Linked DNA regions of Homo sapiens: region 1 is linked to region 2. Evidence: chromatin contacts called from ENCODE Hi-C or POLR2A ChIA-PET data. All regions are on one chromosome and are shown on one strand. The core of a region is the stretch at or near the end of the contact, and the rest is flanking DNA. Distances in the headings are between cores, read along the strand shown. Region 1 holds the start of GPR85 (G protein-coupled receptor 85). Region 2 overlaps HRAT17 (heart tissue-associated transcript 17).

The links. A loop is a pair of places that touch in the nucleus more often than their neighbours do. ChIA-PET counts read pairs that join two places held with the same protein, here RNA polymerase II (POLR2A). Pooled maps may share reads with other maps.
Region 1: a loop to region 2 is called in a map with no recorded cell type, with 4 times the contacts of the local background. The contact joins the promoter of GPR85 here to the enhancer-like site in region 2. A Hi-C loop is called at or near these places in 5 of 37 single-sample maps with no recorded cell type and 3 of 50 pooled maps. POLR2A ChIA-PET finds 5 or more read pairs at or near these places in 2 of 52 experiments (H1 and activated B cell).

The regions. Positions count from the first base shown.
Region 1 is chr7:113,082,973-113,088,482 of GRCh38, reverse strand. It overlaps GPR85 (G protein-coupled receptor 85), which reads left to right and starts at 1,656. Exons shown (of 3, transcript NM_001146267.2): 1 at 1,656-2,161; 2 at 2,374-2,491; 3 at 3,592-5,510. The coding sequence starts at 3,762. The coding sequence ends at 4,874. RefSeq lists a silencer at 1,911-1,970.
Region 2 is chr7:112,979,636-112,985,215 of GRCh38, reverse strand. HRAT17 (heart tissue-associated transcript 17) reads left to right here. Exons shown (of 6, transcript NR_110162.1): 3 at 5,052-5,170. Among named protein-coding and RNA genes, the nearest start is that of HRAT17, 13 kb to the left of the region's middle. Within about 2 kb of position 2,580, at least 3 of the 41 ENCODE cell types and tissues checked have a DNase peak (open chromatin) inside an H3K27ac peak, as active enhancers do.

The DNA.
Region 1 (5,510 bases), core at 407-2,906, 100 kb before region 2:
GAATAAGACTAGTTAAAACCCTTGGATCTTGGCCCTATAACTTTTGGCAGAGTATATTACTGCTTCATGGCCTGGCAGTGCAGTGACTCTTTTAATTTACTTTAAAATAGCTTTTCCCTAATCTGTACAACCTAACATCTGACCAATCATGAATCTTCAGCAAACTTAAGCCTCTTATTCCATACATTTTTTAAAACTGTAAAAATTCAGGAAATAACTCTTTGCAAAGTACATTGAAGCATTTATTGGGAAGCAAAAAAGCACAAGTTGAAGTGATTTGTAGTTTCATAAAAACGAATTTGACATTTTACTTAGAAGTTGCAAACCACCACATGGTTTTGAGTTTTGAATTCATTTGCTTTGCAAAAAGTGGAATGTTTTATTTGAATGGAAATGCCCTCAAGTTACTTCCAGCATGGCTGTAGGATTGATTTTTCTAGGTTAAGGGAATGCCAAAGTTTAGTGCCTTGTGTATATTCTTTTCGAAAAAAACAAACTATTATCCATGTATTTAAATGGACGTAGGAAATTCAAGAACAAATCAGGGAAATTTAACATCATTTCAGTATTACCAACATAGGGCTTTGTGTAACGACTGTGACATCAAGATAAGGCTTTACCTCGGCTCATCCAATAGAAATACAGTATGTAAATTAACCCATATTATCTGTATGCTGATTGGCCTGAGTTCCCCTGAATGTCACAATCTCACCACCCAGCAATGAGGTATTTTACTGCTGTCTCAAGATCAGATTATTACTGTAGAGAAGATTTTTATTTTTTGTTTCATTAACAGATTATTATAAAGCAAAAAGCATGCAGAAAAAGAAGCAGACGTTTTACATTGGGAATTAATGAAAGCGTGTCTGCTAGTTTTGGGTAGGAGAACTGGGAAGTTGTTGCTTAAAATTTTATATCACCTCCACAAACAAAACTCTTCGGAAATGGTAAAATAAGAAAATGCATGATTCTAGAGGCATTCCTAAGCACCCACGTGTCAGGCTTTGTGGTGTCTGTGGTATCATCCGACCGTTTGGACTGGTGTAAGTTTTACGTATTTGTTATATTTCTAGTATTTTTCATCTGTAATAACAAAGGGGAAAAAAGGAAACTCGTACACATAACTGCTTTGACATCACCCATCATTGGTCAGCGGAACTTGTAAGAAGGGAAAAGGAATACTGTTGCTTGGTGGGGTGGAATGCCAGGAATAGCCATTTAAACATTTTATAAGCCTGATTCTTTAGTGACATCCTTTAAGGTAGACTGAATGTAAATCATATTGTAGTTGTCCTCTGAACTTAGCTTTCTCCCTACTTTTACGCATATTTGCGTGCATTGGAGAATAGAAGATGACTAACAAAGAGAGAGCTGCCCTAACGTGCCTTCCCTTCTTCCCCATTGAAAAGATTTTTAACTGTGGGAAAAAGATAAATAAATAAATAAATAACTTTTTTTCTTTTTTCCCATTCTTTTCTTGTCTTTTTCCAGCTAACCTGCAAATTTAAAGGTTAGCTGGAGACATCACTTAAAAATAAATATATAAAAGAAGCCTCCGGTGGTTTGGACCACCCTAAAAGAAAAGGGAAGAAAGTGTCTGGGGAAGGTTAGGGTTCCGGGAAGCTGAGGGAGGGGGCGGGCGTCACGGGCACTGTGACTTCCTCGTGCGCTGCCTTTGGGAAGAGGATGGGCCTGAGGTCCTGAAAGGGCCTTTCCAGCCCCCCACTACAAATGCGGGGAGGGAAAAGTTCAGAAGCAGCCACGAAGGGACAAAAGCTTAATGCTGCCAGTTGGATTGGACAGGGCAGTCAATAAACCCAGCCAGCTCTGGAGTCAGGTAGGGGTTCCTGCTGGTTCCACAGAGGCTGAAGCAGCCCCGCCGCCGCCCTCGCCACCGCAGCCGCCGCCGCCGCGGCCCCTGCGTTACTGGGGGAGACGGTGCCGCTGCGACAGGGGAGGACGCGGCTGGAGCTCAAGGAGGCTCCAGCGCGCAGGCGCCGCCGAGCCCTGCCTGGATGCTCAGTCAAGGCACTAAGGCAAAAAAAAAAAAAAAAAAAACAAAAAACAAAAAAAAAAAAAAAAAAAAGAAAAAGAAAAAAAGAAAAAAATCAGCAATTTATAGAAAGAAGCTATAGTCTGTCGGGATATCCAACACCAACAGGTAGGAGGATATACTCTTGGTTAAGTTTGGGGGATGTGGGGGAATGCACAGTGTTGATGAAACTGCAGGTTCACCGAGAAAGAGCCCTCCCTCAGGTTGTGTGTGTGTGTGTGTGTGTGTGTGTCTCTGTGTGTGTGTGTGTGTGTGTGTGTGTATGTGTTTTGTGACAATAAACTGCATAATGGAAGTACATTCAGACAATGCATCTTCAGTAGGGCTTACTGAGAGCTCCATTTCTGGAAAGCCTTACAAGACTGAGGAATATCAGACTGCGAATCACCGGGAACGGTTCCTTTGCAGCACAGAAGCAATCTCTCTCCCCATCTTCGCGTATGTAATGCATGTCTCTCTCCCTCTCCCCCTCCTCCACCCTCCCCCCATTATAAATCCAGGGGTGGCGGATTTCAGGTTTCGTAATGTTGCATGATGCGATCGGTATTTACCCGAGGATGTACCGGTGGGGAAATTAAAATCATCGAACGCAGTTTTGCCTGGGCTTCCACCAGCATATTCCGGGCCAGTGAGAAGTGGCAAAAGAAACACGCTTGGTGGGAATAACAGAGGAAGCCGATTTCCCTGGTGTGGTCCAGGCACCTGCGAGACAATGTGCATTTTGTTTTAAAAAGCAGCCACTTGTGATTTGCAACAAAGGTTATCAGTGTAAATGGGAAAGGCTTAATTGCCCAAGAAATACAGGTTCATGTTATATTCATTTGAATCCAGGCAGCCAAGGTTTACAAATGGAAGTGCATTATTCCTCTGGGTGTGTTTCCCTGTCCAATATTTACATTAACCATTTTAATAATCATGTGGGCTTAAAAGATTTGCCAGAAATGGGGGGTAGGGTGGAGAGGGAAAGACAAATGATTAAATCACATCAAATCTTGGGACAAGTAAGTTCCTATTAATTTTGAAGTTAATTTTGAAATTTTGCTTTAAGATGAATCAACAAATACTCTTATGCAGCATGAATAGTGGCACTTAAGATATATTTTGCACGGGTTCTTTGGACCCACATCAAACAGAGAAGCTGCCTGTGAAACACTGACAGATACTAATAGATCTCAAATAAATGTAGGTAGTGTCTCTGCCTCCTAATAGCAATCTTGTAGATTCCATTGCAATTCTAGTGGTTAATTCCTGGACTGGCATATTTTACAAGAATGGGACATTTTATTCCTTCTCTCCTAAAGTTACCCTATCAAATGTATATTGTCCAAAATAGGGACATTTTAAAATTCACTTAGCTTGAAAAACTAAACAAGCCAATTCTCTGAAATCTCGAGCAAAAATATTTAGTAAAGCAAATATTAGTATTCAAAATTAAAACTTTATTTGCTTCCCCATAAGTGAACAGCTTTGTTAGCACTGTCTGACATCATTGCTTGTTAACTTAAGAACTGATAGGTTTTTTTTTTTTTTTTTTTCAGATATTCTGATGGCAAAACAAGTGGAAGAAAAGAGGAAGCATGACTGCAGATCAGATCAGTTCTCTTTGTGGATTATATTTTCAGTAAAATGTATGGATCTATCTTTTCCTTGTTCTTATATCTAGATCATGAGACTTGACTGAGGCTGTATCCTTATCCTCCATCCATCTATGGCGAACTATAGCCATGCAGCTGACAACATTTTGCAAAATCTCTCGCCTCTAACAGCCTTTCTGAAACTGACTTCCTTGGGTTTCATAATAGGAGTCAGCGTGGTGGGCAACCTCCTGATCTCCATTTTGCTAGTGAAAGATAAGACCTTGCATAGAGCACCTTACTACTTCCTGTTGGATCTTTGCTGTTCAGATATCCTCAGATCTGCAATTTGTTTCCCATTTGTGTTCAACTCTGTCAAAAATGGTTCTACCTGGACTTATGGGACTCTGACTTGCAAAGTGATTGCCTTTCTGGGGGTTTTGTCCTGTTTCCACACTGCTTTCATGCTCTTCTGCATCAGTGTCACCAGATATTTAGCTATCGCCCATCACCGCTTCTATACAAAGAGGCTGACCTTTTGGACGTGTCTGGCTGTGATCTGTATGGTGTGGACTCTGTCTGTGGCCATGGCATTTCCCCCGGTTTTAGACGTGGGCACTTACTCATTCATTAGGGAGGAAGATCAATGCACCTTCCAACACCGCTCCTTCAGGGCTAATGATTCCTTAGGATTTATGCTGCTTCTTGCTCTCATCCTCCTAGCCACACAGCTTGTCTACCTCAAGCTGATATTTTTCGTCCACGATCGAAGAAAAATGAAGCCAGTCCAGTTTGTAGCAGCAGTCAGCCAGAACTGGACTTTTCATGGTCCTGGAGCCAGTGGCCAGGCAGCTGCCAATTGGCTAGCAGGATTTGGAAGGGGTCCCACACCACCCACCTTGCTGGGCATCAGGCAAAATGCAAACACCACAGGCAGAAGAAGGCTATTGGTCTTAGACGAGTTCAAAATGGAGAAAAGAATCAGCAGAATGTTCTATATAATGACTTTTCTGTTTCTAACCTTGTGGGGCCCCTACCTGGTGGCCTGTTATTGGAGAGTTTTTGCAAGAGGGCCTGTAGTACCAGGGGGATTTCTAACAGCTGCTGTCTGGATGAGTTTTGCCCAAGCAGGAATCAATCCTTTTGTCTGCATTTTCTCAAACAGGGAGCTGAGGCGCTGTTTCAGCACAACCCTTCTTTACTGCAGAAAATCCAGGTTACCAAGGGAACCTTACTGTGTTATATGAGGGAGCATCTGTAAATCTTTAGCCTTGTGAAAACTAACCTTCTCTGCTGAGCAATTGTGGCCCATAGCCATATTTTGAGAAGAAATTCAAGAATGGAATCAGCAGTTTTAAGGATTTGGGCAACATTCTGCAGTCTTTGCAATAGTTCACCTATAATCCTATTTTAAATCTCAGAGTGATCCTGCTGACTGCCAGCAAAGGTTTGTAATTAAGAAGGGACTGAACCACTGCCCTAAGTTTCTTTATGTGGTCAAAAACTAGATAATGAAAGTAGCAGGTGCTAAGTATCAGTGCTAAATGCTCTGTATGTCACTACATATGAAAAAACATCAAAAAACAATTAGCATTGGACATCTTAATAAATTAAGTTGACATGAGGTAAATGTGTTGATAAAAACTAATTTTAGAAGTTTGAAGACTTTAAAACATTTCATACTACTATTGTTTTGCAAAGACTAAAATATTTGGGGACTTAAAGTACTGTAATCCACTAAAGACGTGCCAATGAATTATTGGAATATCACACTTTAAAAACCGCCTTGTAAGTTCTGGGGAGCATTCCAAAGCAGTATATTGGTTCCAATTAGAGTTTACTTTTTTTGTATTAATACATTGCTATTTCTAAATACCACTTTC
Region 2 (5,580 bases), core at 1,331-3,830:
TGACTCATTTATGCATTTTGTTTTTGGATAATAGCATTCTGTGCCTTTAAACCATGCCGCATTAAAAGTATACTAACATCCCCAGAGCTCACACAGTTATTTTTTAATATTACCATTGAAAATCTACTCCTATTACTGATTTTCATTGGTTTCTTCCAGTCCTCGATTTTTAAAATAGTATCTGAAGTGTAGAGTAGTTGAACGATCAATATAATTCCAGTGAAATTTTTACAGGGAGAGCATCTCAAAAGTGTGATGTAAGTGAAAAACAAAAACTGACCTCCGCTCTCAAGCAAATTCTAAAAAAAAATAAATAAATAAAATTATCTTTACCTAGTTGTATTTGAAACAAATTAACAATTACTGGAGATGACAGTAAGCTGGCATGAAAAATACTTGAATTATTCTATCTGGAGGAAAGAAAACTCACGGTAGACAAAAATAATTTTAGTATACAATGGATTATTTTTAAATGTATGCCAAATAACAACTCATCCAAAAATTAATCCCCATTTATAGATGAGGAAACTGAAGTATTCCTTAATTATTGATAAATATATAGAGATGAATAGAAAACTTTCTAAATTTGAGGGGTTTTTTTTGTTTTGAGTCTTATGCTCTAACCAATATTCCACTTTTTAATCTTTCAAACCTATTACCAAATAAACAGAATGCAGAGAAAAGGACATGAAAAGCCTCAAGCTTAAAATGGCATACAAATAAGACAGGAACATATAAATTAGTAACTTAGCAGAACTGTGTTTGCAAGCAAAATTTTGTAGGAAATTATAAATTATGATGTGGGTATAATGAAATAAAATTGTAATAATGTTCAATAGCTGATTTTCTTTAAAATAATGTTATGGGAAACTTTCATTTTATGGCACTTACTTTCTTTATTAAATATTATATGTCATAGCTCAGATGTAAATCTGATCTACCTTTTTTCACAAGATAGCTCGTGAGAATGCTTGAAAAGCTAAATGTCAGGTTTATGCAGAGCCAAAATTAGCCAAGCATGAATAAAAATCAGAAAAGATATACCACAAATTGATAACAGTGGTTGCCTTTACAGAATGGATTTGGAGTTGGAGAAAGAGGGGGATTATTCTCTTGTGTCATGTATTTTGTTTAAATTAGTTATAATTATCACATATTACTTTTATGATTTAAAAAATTAAGCATTGAAACTTCTGATCAGATGTCAAATAATGCTGCTTCTGAGCTCAAGCAGTTTCTGAGTTAGGGGAACAATATCTACTAATGATCCATAATTTAATTTCCACATCTCCACATACATGAACAAGACTCAGAACTATTGCCAGTTGAGGTATGGGAGGGTGGAGAAAGGGAGGAGTACAGGTAGATGGAATTTTTTGACAATCCATGCATCCAAAAGAGTGAGTGAGGGAAGTTGTGGACAGAATGAACAGACTGTGAATCCAGATTCCCAAACAGGGCTCTGGCCCAAGTAAAATACTTCCTGAATTATTATTATTATTATTTGTACTTCAGTCGTTACACCCCATAAAATTCTACCAAAAAGATTATCCTTTGGTTTACATCTTTCTTAAAATGCAAATACTTCTGGAAAGGGTAAAGTGCTATCCCCTATACACATATTAGTAAATGTTAGTTTAATTTCATGTCCTTATAACAGCCAGCTGAAATTAGCTTCTCTGAGGAGAGAAAAGTCAGACTGTTTGTAACCTTCTTTTCTTTTTTCTGTTGTTGTTGTTTGTTTGTTTGTTTGAGATGGAGTTTCACTCTTGTTGCCCAGGCTGGAGTGCAGTGGCGTGATTTTGGCTCACTGCAACCTCCACCTCCTGGGTTCAAGCAATTCTCCTGCCTCAGCCTCCTGAGTAGCCTGAGTTGGAGGAGATTACAGGCGCCCATCACCACACCCAGCTAATTTTTTGTATTTTTAGTAGAGGCAGGGTTTCATCATGTTGGCCAGGCTGGTCTTGAACTCCTGACCTCAGGTGATCCACCTGCCTCAGCCCCCGAAAGTGCTGGGATTACAGGCGTGAGCTACCATGCCCAGCCCCATTTGAAACCTTCTGATTGGCAACAGAGACCAAAATGCTGAACAGAACAGGATTTGGTACAGCAGAGAGCATGCAACTCTGGGAACTATGGAAAAGGATTCCAGGCATCATAAAGGAAGAAAGGCCAGAAAAGAAGGTGGTGGATACCAAAAATTCTGTGGACTACCTAAAAAAGCACCCAGTAAGAAAGAAAAAAGAAAAGATTTTTTTCTTTTACCTTGTTGCTTTTACCTTTTCTTACTTCTCCTTTCTTCTTTTTTACTTCAAATATTGAAGCAAGTATTAGTACTACAGTTGATTTATATATAATGATCTAAACAAACCAGTCGAAGCATCCCTCTTCCACCCTATCCTCCACCCCCTATGACTTCCCCACCACCTCCCACAGCCTAAACATACATAAAGGTTTTATAATAATAACAAGAATAATGATTTCATAAGAATAATGCACAAAAAAATTTACTTAAGAATCAATGAGATTAAATTATCAGTGTAAAAACTGGAGGGAAAAGAGGAACAGAGAAACTTCATTTCCTGTTAACCAAATGAATTTTAGTCTACCATTGTATTAACTAATGAAAATTACTTTCCACTGGTTTGTATAACTATAGCAAGGAGAGTGCAAACTTGAAAAGATTTCTGGTCTTGCATAACTTTAGGTTCAACTGTACTTAGAGACTGAAATAGGACTAAATGGGGACAGATGATAAACACCATTCAATGAGAAAATAACAATTTTTAACACTAGAAAAATCACTAATTTTACCTGAAAGTTTAATATTCAACATAAAAGTGAAATAGAACCTAATGCCTGCAGATAAAATGGGGTAAGGAGGCGGCAGTGGAGGAAGAAAAACTGATACTAGACAATTACCATGTAATGTCACTTGGCAAAGAGAAAACCAAAGAATGAGTGCTAATGGTAACTTGATATTGCAGTTGGAGGAAAAGAAAATCAGATAGGAAAAATTGGGAGGTATGTGAGCAATTGCTGAAAGAAAGCTATGGGTTAGGAGTATGAAGTTGCTTTTAAAAAGCATCAGAAATTCTCCAAACCTCAATTGCTAAGCATTACTTAACAACTACTTAAGATGGAATAATACTGCTATTTTTAGCATTATCTAGGGAACAGAAAAATAATCTGCCTGGGTTGAAAAATAATTCACAATAAATGGAATGTCTGAAGACAGTGTTTAGGGTGAACCAACCTCTTCATAAAATAGACCAAGATTTCTTTTTATTGGTTTTCATTTGCACGTTTTATTTGGTTATGACAGATTTCAAAAATTATTTGAAGAGTATATCCAAGTGGGTCTTTGAAAATTGTAAGATCTACTCAGTTCTTTATATATATATATATTTTTTATTGTACTTGAAGTTCTAAGGTACATGTGCACAACGTGCAGGTTTGTTACATATGTATACATGTGCCATGTTGGTGTGCTGCACCCATTAACTCGTCATTTACATTAGGTATATCTCCTAATGCTATCCCTCCCCCTCCCCCCACCCCACAACAGGCCCCGGTGTGTGATGTTCCCCTTCCTGTGTCCAAGTGTTCTCATTGTTCTATTCCCACCTATGAGTGAGAACATGCGGTGTTTGGTTTTTTGTCCTTGCAATAGTTTGCTGAGAATGATGGTTTCCAGCTTCTTCCACGTCCCTACAAAGGACATGAACTCATCCTTTTTTATAACTGCTAGTGTTCTATGGTGTATATGTGCCACATTTTCTTAATCCAGTCTATCATTGTTGGACATTTGGATTGGCTCCAAGTCTTTGCTATTGTGAGTAGTGCCACAATAAACATATGTGTGCATGTGTCTTTATAGCAGTGTGATTTATATTCCTTTGGGTATATACCCAGTAATGGGATGGCTGGGTCAAATGGTATTTCTAGTTCTAGATCCCTGAGGAATCGCCACACTGTCTTCCACAATGGTTGAATTAGTTTACAGTCCCACCAACAGTGTAAAAGTGTTGCTATTTCTCCACATCCTCTCCAGCACCTGTTGTTTCCTGACTTTTTAATGATCGCCATTCTAACTGGTGTGAGATGATATCTCATTGTGGTTTTGATTTGCATTTCTCTGATGGCCAGTGATGATGAGCATTTTTTCATGTGTCTGTTGGCTGCATAAATGAATAGACTAAGATTTCAGTGATTGAGTCTCATGGCATGTGATAAAGAGTTAGTGATAAAGATTTAAATGGCACATAACATCATCCCAATTGAATGCATCGGGGGGTCATGATGCTGTGTGGTTAGTAAGATATACTCAGTGTGCCTATAACCCAGATTGGCTTCTGTGCTGGCCTTGTTGTTTGACATTAACCTCAGTAATGTCCACAGTGCTTCCACCCCTCTCTCATCCTCAAAGATCTTCTCACCACTAATATAGCAGCAAAGAGGGATAGTCTCTGCAACTTCAGGCTTTCTTGCTGTCCCCAAAGACAAACACACAGGACTTTTGATTTTAAGGGGATGGCAAAACCAAAATGCATGGGGAAATTACAAAATTTAAGCAGTTTTATGATGTTGTTATGACTATGTTCCCTGATCTGTGGTAGCTGACTTCTGAGTAGTCATTGAAGGAATCACTTCTGATCTCTAAGATTTAGTCTTGAATATGAGTTTTTCAGCTTTCCTTTGTCTATGCCATCCCTAGCCCCAGTCTCTTGGAGTAATAACAACCCCCATTCAAGAGGAATCCTCCTGTAGGCCTGAGGACCCAATTTGTGAAGACAAAGTGTTTGCTTTTTCTTACAATGAGTGACAATCAATATAGCTCACAAGAATGTTTTCTTTGGATCCTTTCCTTACAAGGATTTCTGCTGCCATTTATCACCAATTGAAAAGGAACATATTAGAATATATGCTATTGCAAGATTTGTTGTTAATTTTAAAACACAAAATGGTGAAAATAATTAGATATAGTTAAGTTTAAATTGTCTACACTGTGCTCCAAACTGCAAATTGAATTAAATTAAATTTTGCTTTAGGGTTTGAAATGGAAATTACAAGCGCAATATTACAGAAGTGTGGATTTTAGTTACAATGTCTCTATGAGAAAGTCTAAAAGTTAAACATAAGCAAAACAACAAAAACATCTAAATACCAGGTTAGTTTTCTCTTAATCTCATATTTTTGTTTTAAATGTACACATTTCTGAACTACTTACCAATACTTCTTTTGTCTTTAATTTTTACCTCTTTTAATGTATACCATCAATTTGATTACCATCAATTTGTTTTCATTAGATGATTATCTCATCAAAGTGGGTATGGAAGATGATTGTTTGCGAAAATAGGCTTCTTGAGGGCGGATTTTATGTTTAATGTTTGCTTTTATCCCTAGGAAAAATAAATAAATACCACATGCAGAAAAATCACTTACATGATAATTGTTTATAAAACAATAAAATGCAAATCTAGTGTTTTAAATCCTACCAAGAAGTAGTATGAAATATCAAAATGTTGACTAGAATGTATCCTTTTATAAGAAAGTTCTGCTAGACTTAAATATCTATCC